3 separate regions of the Homo sapiens genome follow, and all the other regions are linked to region 2. Evidence: chromatin loops called from intact Hi-C (ENCODE). Cell type or tissue: dorsolateral prefrontal cortex. All regions are shown on one strand. Region 1 overlaps LRRC28 (leucine rich repeat containing 28). Region 2 has its middle 180 kb from the start of LYSMD4. Region 3 has its middle 12 kb from the start of LYSMD4.

Region 1 (2,500 bases), 650 kb before region 2:
TGACACCGAAGACTGACTTTGACAGGCACTTAGGAGGAAGAGCATCATTCAATCAGTGTGTATTTGTTGAGTACTTAACTGTGTACCCATCACTCTTCAAGACACTGACAATAGATACATCATGGAACAGCTGCTGCTTCTTATGGAATTTTCATTTGTTGGAATTTCAAGTTTAAGGAAAAAAAATGAACTAAGACTCAATGGCATAACGTTCGAGGGACAAGTCTACAAAGCTGTTCTGCTTGCCTTGAGCAGTGGTTTTATAGGTTCTGTTGGAAGTAAGAGCTCAGGGCCACAAAGAAAATGAACACTCAAAAAGTTTCTCAGCAAGGCCAGTTTTCTTCTGCAGAAGGGTGCTGCTCATAGGCCTAGCCACCATGAGAACACACAGAACAAAGGAGAACAACACAGATTCTGTGTCTGTGTCTTTCCCCCATTAGCTGGGGTTGGACCACACAATCTAAACTAGTCCTGATTGGCTAAACATTTAAACTTTCTTAGACAAGGTAGGCGCATGATAGAGGAGAGAGGGAGAGGAGGAAGTGGTCACCTGCAGGCGACTAGAAAGCTAACCTATTTCTACATAAGGAAAGGAATGTGGAACAGGGCTGTGGCATGTCTAGGCATATTTAGACACGTTAAGGCTCAGCAAAAGCGGGGAGTGGGGGGTGGAACTTGGAACTAGAGAATAAAGAAGAGGGGAACTGGACAAGCTGTTTGAAGAGGAACCTAGCTGTATCTAACAGTTCCACAGAACCTTAGGTTTACTGAGCAATGCTGAGGTGGGGACCGAGCAATAGTGTATCTCCACTTCAGCGGGAGCAGCTCTTCTTTTGTTTGAGTATTGATGTTCTCTATGCAAACCCCCACATAGATGGGATATGCAGAGAGGACCTCTAGTAAACAGATGGGTAGATAGGTTTTGAAGTTTGGCTGTGATATGGGATGGGCATAGTGGGAGGGGATTTGACAGCAAAGGAGATTTTTCTTCTATTCTTCCCTTTTCTTTTCTTTTCCCTTTCCTTTTCCCCCCTCTCTTCTCTTTTCTAAGAGGACAGAGTAAATGCTGATAGGAAATTCCCATTAGAGAGGAGTTGAACCTCTGGAAAAAGGGAATAATGAAAAGTCCAAGTTTCCTAAGAATGGGCTCCAGAGTACACATGGAAGGATTGACCTTAGGAATATATCCTTTCCTCCTTTGTAAAAGTAAAGAAAGGGAGAACAGGTGGAAAGACAGATGTGCACTGAGGGAGAGAGAGGCAGTTGAGAGAGTTTTTGTCTGATGCTTTTACCAGGTCAGACCATCTGCTTGGGAATGAACATTTGGGGAGAGGGCAGGTTTGAAGACTCACATGGCAGTTTGGCTAGAGAAAGATAGAATTGTTGGGTGTTATTTAGCAAGCAGTTGGTGACTAAGCTTATGGTGGAACCTTCTGCTCGTTTAGGGAACTTTCTCTTGCTGTACTCAGCTGTCTGAGGGATGGAGAAGGTAGACTGTGGCATTCATACAGATTTAGGTTTTTGCCAGGTGGATGCAGTACAAGTAGAGAGAGACTAAGGAGGTTTAGGATTTGGCCAAGAGAGTGATATAACATGAAATCTGAGTTGGATTGGAGGCAAATAAAGGAAGAGTGAATACGGAGAATGGAGGTGGGCCAAAGTACCCATTGATGTTGACGAACTGCTGTATTGGGCACGACTGAGTAAGCCATCTGGGGTATGGGACATTTTGGTGGCAGAGAAAGACTGTGGTCATGGAGAAGTTTCTGATGATGACACGGTCTTAGTGTGCAGGGTGGAGGGGGCTGAGGTAGAGCCTTACAACCTTCCCTGCATCGGTCCCTGTGGTCTTTGTAAGAAGGAGAAGGAATATAGCGTGGAAGCAACAATCACTAGTCCTTTCTAAAACTCTAAAGTTCCTCAAGGGAGGAAATTAGTAGTGGGAGCATTTCAGGGCTGCAGTCCCAGGAAGCGGGTGTTTCATGGTTTGGTAGCAAAACTCAGGACTGAGAGGTAAGAGAGGTAAGAGATCAAAGTCCTATGGCTTAACCTCTTTGGACCTCAGTTCCTTTATTTACAAGAAAAAAGGCCACAAGAGACTTGGAGGAAAACATAAAATCTCAACCTGGAAGCAAAATCACTTAATGAATCTGTCAACTGCTTTTCTTAATGGTAACAGTTGGCCTTCCTGAGGAAATGAAAGAGTAACTTGCCCAAATACTGATAGAGCTCTCACTACTTGCTAATTTTATTTTATAAATATGAATGGACAAAAAAGAGGTATCCAAATTTTAATGAAAGAGGGGAGTTTGGCTTATAGCTAAGCAACAGGAGCAGATGGATCCTGATTAAGCAGTTAATCTATGCAACAAGAGATAATTTAACTTAAAAATTATATTCCACTTAGTGAAGGAAAGAGAGATCTGTCAATCATGTTCCTGAATTGGGCTGGGAAATGAGGCACAGATGTTCTTTCTTTCCTGTTAGCCCAGGAGAAAAA
Region 2 (2,500 bases):
AGCTGGGATTCCAAGCGAATGCCACCATGCCCTGCCAATTTTTTGTATTTTAGTAGAGACAGGGTTTCACTGTGTTGCCCAGGCTGGTCTCGAACTCCTGAGCTCAGGCAGTCCACCCGCCTTGGCCTCCCAAAGTGCTGGGACTACAGTTGTGAGCCACCACACCCGGCAACATGTATTCATTTTGTGGTCAGTAAATTAGCACTTTACCCAAGATAAAGTGAACATAGAGTAGCTACCTGTGGAGATATCTGGCCTTTCATCTGTAGCAATCTGCTTACGAACAGAAGGAAAGGCAGTTTCTTGCACGGCCCAGCCTTCAGCTTATTTTTTTTCCTTTCGGCTTAGTGAAATGGAATCCTGAGATGTTATTTTCCTTTCACAAAGCAGTAACACTGATCAATCCTAACACCTCTGAAATGTTAGTTCTTGATCAGATAAACCCAAAATAAATCAACAAGAGTACTGAAATATGACGAGGATGAAATCCAAAGTTTTTGAAAGGGGCAATGTTTAATAATAAGAAGAATGTTGAATTGGGAGCTAGTATATTTGGGTTCTTGTCTTTTTCCTGATCTTGGGCAAGTAATCTAGGATTTACTAATCCTTTACTTTTATTTATTTTTATTTTTATTTTTTATTTTTTGAGGCGGAGTCTCGCTCTGTCACCCAGGCTGGAGTGCAGTGGTGCGATCTCAGTTCACTGTAATCTCCGCCTCCCAGGCTCAAGCAATTCTCCTGCCTCAGCCTCCCAAGTAGCTGGGATTACAGGTGTGTGCCACCGTGCCCAGCTAAGTTTTGTATTTTAGTAGAGATGGGGTTTCACCATGTTGGCCAGGCTGGTCTCGAACTCCTGACCTCAAGTGATCTACCCGTCTCAGCTTCCCTGGGATTACAGGCATGAGCCACCATGCCCAGCCTAAATCCTTCACTTTTAAAATGGGAGAGTTGGCTGGATGTTTCCCTATGGTCTTTCTAGGTTTAATTTTCCATGCTTCTAAAATCTTCCACGCTGGTTCATTTTGGTGTTGCAAAATGCAATCTCTAACAATTCTAACTTGGTAGTTGGAGTGAATCCAGCTCTGCCCACACAAATCTGCTCAAATAGTCGTCTGTCTTCTGAGCCGCGAGAGAGCTCAGTCCTCAAATTAACGAACTGTGATGACAGGCTTCATGAGGCTCACAGCTGGTTCTCCACTAGACACAAACTCAAGATAAGTAGTTTTAAAGGTCTCAAAGTCATGGTTTGAACTTCCTCACAGCTGGGGCAAAAAGGGACACACCCTAAGTTTCTCAATTCTCACTATGTACCACCTCACAAATTCCATCCCCAGCCTCTTTCCTTACCCCTCACTAAGGTTCTCAAGGCTTCAATAAGCACCTACTGTATGCCAGGCTCAGGGCAAGGAAGAGATAGCCCTGTCCTCAGAGGGCTCTCAGTGGAGGGGACAGTTTTCTAAACCCTTGTGGATATTCCAATTCCTGGGGCATGAATTAGTTGAGGGAGCTGCCCCAGCATCCTACAAAATGGAATAGGATGGGGTAGAAAACAGCAAAGGTCAACATCATATGTGGCGAGGGCGGGCCTTTCTGCCTTTCTTCCTTTCTTCCTTCTTCCTTCCTTCCTTCCTTCCTTCCTTCCTTCCTTCCTTCCTTCTTCTTTCTTTTCTTTCTTTTCTTCAGATGGAGTTTCGCTGTTACTGCCCAGGCTAGAGTGCAATGGCGCGATCTCCGCTCACTGCAACCTCTGCCTCCCAGGTTCAAGCAATTCTCTTGCCTCAGCTTCCTGAGTAGCTGGGATTACAGGTGCCAGCCACCATGTCTGGCTACTTTTTTGCATTTTTAGTAGAGATGGGGTTTTGCCATGTTGGCCAGGCTGGTCTCAAACTCCTGATCTCAAGAGATCCACCCTCCTTAGTCTCCCAAAGTGCTGGGATTACAGGTGGGAGCCACTGCACCCAGCCGGCGTGGTTTCTTTAAAGATGATTCTACTCGTTGGTGTGGACATGAGTCCTGGGACATGAGTTCAGAGCAAAATTGAAAGCTTAACCCAGAGAGTTAAAGAGTTAAAGCTTAACCAGAGAGTTAAGTTTAACTCTCATAGTTTAAAAACAATTTTATTAACATATTATATGTCAATTTTGTGAGACCTCATGTCCTTTTTGAAAAAAAAAATAAAAAATAAAGAAAAGAAATGCATGTGGCTGCTGTTGCTGGGGGAGGTTGTGGCTCTGTGTCCTCCAGGGAAGGGGACCCAGCACAGAGCACTGAGGTGCAGGCTGGACAGGCCAGGACTGCACGGCACGCAGCCTGCTATGTCAGCTGGCCCCAGATGAGCCCCATGCATTACAGACACTTAGGAAGCAAAGCCTTCCACCAGGACGCTGGACAACTCAAGACACACAGACTATGCCTAAGGCCGACAGCTGTGGGAGGAGGCCTGGCCTGGAAGAGTAGGCTGTTACTTGTCCCTCCTTTGTGATGGGAGCTGACACTGACA
Region 3 (2,500 bases), 170 kb before region 2:
GCAAGACCCCTAACTACAAAAAAATTAAAAAAAATTTATCCAGGCATGATGGTGCACATCTGTAGTCCCAGGTATTTGGGAGGCTGAGATGGGAGGATCACTTGAGCCCAGGAGTTCCAGGCTGCAGGGACCTATGATCACACCACTGCCCTCCAGCCTGGGTGAAAGACTGAGACCCCATCCCTAAAAAAATTTTAAGTAAAAGAGAACATTTTGCCATGCAGTGAGACAGCAGGCATGTGAGCACATAGAGGGAAGGCTCTGTGAGGACACAGGAAGAAGGCAGCCACCTGCAAGCCAGAGAGAGAGGCCTCACCAGAAACCAACCCTGCTGACATGATCTTAGACTTCCAGCTGCCAGAACTGTGAGAAACTAAATTTCTGTTGTTTAAGACGCTCAATCCATGGTATTTGTTATGGCAGCCCAAGCAGACTAATAACACTGCCCAAGACTCTGTTGCTGGTGGAGTCAGAATTCGGAAAAATCCAACCCACTGATGGCAGCACAAAAATGCCACCCAGATGCCGAAAGGCGTCCCCTCCACCTCTCCCAGATGCGCCCCTGCTGGCCAGGATGGCAGATGTGACAGAGAGAAGGCTGTGTGCCAATGTCCTTCATGATCTCTCTCTGTAACACACACACACACACACACACACTACTTGCGTGAGATGGGCACGGAGGTCCCTGACCTATCTCCTTCAGACTTTACCAGCCTTGCCACAGTTGCTGTGCCATCTACTTTCAGGACAGTCTGGCTGGCTTTGTCAGGACTTTTCAGACGTGGTGACAAACACTGAAATCACGGGGCAGTGCTCAGTTCAGACTGTCCTACCAGTGCTAGTGAGAAGGTCTCTGTGCCTGGGTCTTCCTGAAGAGTGGCCTCTTGGGAACCGGCCCAGGGACCTTCCATATCACCTGCACATGGCTCAGGGGTCCTGGGTTTATTTTTAGGGTTTATACTTAAGGGCTCCCGTCTTTGAAATTGGAAATCATCTCCCCAGTTTGTGTGAATACAAATAGTGTAATTCCTAAATCACTCCATCGACATTCACTTTTTTTTTGTGGCTTTATTGAGATACATTTCACATACCATAAAATTCACTGTTCACATTCCCTTAGGAAAATTTTCTTCAGATTCACTTTTGAGCGAACTACACGTAGTGATTAATAATGGGGGCGAGGGGACACCATCCTAGTCTCTGGGCCAGGTGAGTTGGAGACCGGAACAGAGGGAAGCCACCGGGCCCTGTGCATCCAAATCTTGTCCCACAGGAGGGAAGTGGCAGGACATTGATGAATGAGTTTTCGGCTGTAGTCGTGTTAAGGGAAACACTTGGAACACGGATATTTTCTAGGCTTCGTTTAGATTTGATGTGTCCAGTCGATGCAGCTTTTGTCTCCTCCATGTGTGAATGCCTCAGTGGCACTGAGCAGCTAGCTTTGGGGTCGGAAAGCTAGGGTTTCCACTGGAATTCAGGGCAGGGAAAGCAACACCCCTTCCCCTCTCCCTTGGCAATGCTTACGACTGAGGGGGATGTCCTCAACGTAGTCAACGCTTTCATATTTTAAAATGAGAAATAAGGGACACACTTCCCGATTTCTTGAGCCATCTTAAGGACAAGTGCCCATGTTGGGGTTTGCCGTATGATTTAGCTGCTCCCAGCCAAGATACTTAGAGGTTTCGTCTCCATCTTTCCTTGTTGCAAGGCATCATCACTGTATGATCAGAACCTGAGCCAGAACAGATTAGATCCTAATGCATGCTGGGGAGCGGCCCATATACTGTCGGAGGGAGGTCCAACATCTCAGATTACTGACTCACATGAAAGCAGAAAGAGTGGAGAACTAGCCTTGGCTAGTTTTTAAAAGAGAGTATCTATACTGAAAAGAGAAGGAAGGGAGGGTGCGGCTAAGGGCCATTCTAAGGAAAAGACATGAAGATACTGACATCTGGGATTCCCTAATGATTGGCCCAGCCAGGTCACTTTAGAGCAGTGGTTCCTAACGGGGATGATTTTGCTCACAAAGGGACATTTGGGGATGTCTGAAGACACAGACTGGAGAGTGTGTGTGTGCAGTGTGTGTATGTGTGTGTTTGCGTGTGTGTGTGTGTAGTGTGTGTTTGTGTGTGTGTGTGTAGTGTGTGTAGTGTATGTGTGTTTGCATGTGTGTGTGTGTGTGTGTGTGTGTGCATGTGCTGCTGCTATCTGTGGATGCTGCTAAACATCCTACATTGCACAGGAATATCCCCATTCCCACCCCAAAAAACAATTGTCCACGCCACAATGTCAACAGAGCTAAGGCTGAGAAACCTGCCCTTCAGTGAACTTCAGCGTCTATAAGCCTGCCATGCACTTGACTATCCGAGCAGGCTTTTAATCATTTACCCTTGAACATGAGCAGACAATGATCAATTAGCAGACAATTGAAGAAAGCCCCTAACACGAATGATAGTGATCAGAACACACAGAAAAAAGGTAACTTGAGTGAAATAGATTA

Evidence for each region. A loop is a pair of places that touch in the nucleus more often than their neighbours do. Peaks named below come from ENCODE experiments on the same cell type or tissue, not always from the same donor. Only the 100,000 strongest peaks of a DNase experiment are listed, where the experiment ranks them.
Region 1: it touches region 2 in a loop (4-fold over the local background); 23 of 110 quality-filtered maps call a loop at or near these places.
Region 3: it touches region 2 in a loop (2.8-fold over the local background); 9 of 110 quality-filtered maps call a loop at or near these places.

The regions. Positions count from the first base shown.
Region 1 is chr15:99,263,729-99,266,228 of GRCh38, forward strand. The region is part of intron 2 of LRRC28 (leucine rich repeat containing 28); the gene reads left to right. Among named protein-coding and RNA genes, the nearest start is that of LRRC28, 13 kb to the left of the region's middle. In dorsolateral prefrontal cortex, no CTCF peak of the experiment used is centred here; no DNase peak of the experiment used is centred here; H3K27ac peaks cover 395 bases.
Region 2 is chr15:99,910,889-99,913,388 of GRCh38, forward strand. No RefSeq gene overlaps it. Among named protein-coding and RNA genes, the nearest start is that of LYSMD4, 180 kb to the left of the region's middle. In dorsolateral prefrontal cortex, no CTCF peak of the experiment used is centred here; a DNase peak (open chromatin) is centred at 1,121.
Region 3 is chr15:99,743,778-99,746,277 of GRCh38, forward strand. No RefSeq gene overlaps it. Among named protein-coding and RNA genes, the nearest start is that of LYSMD4, 12 kb to the left of the region's middle. In dorsolateral prefrontal cortex, no CTCF peak of the experiment used is centred here; no DNase peak of the experiment used is centred here.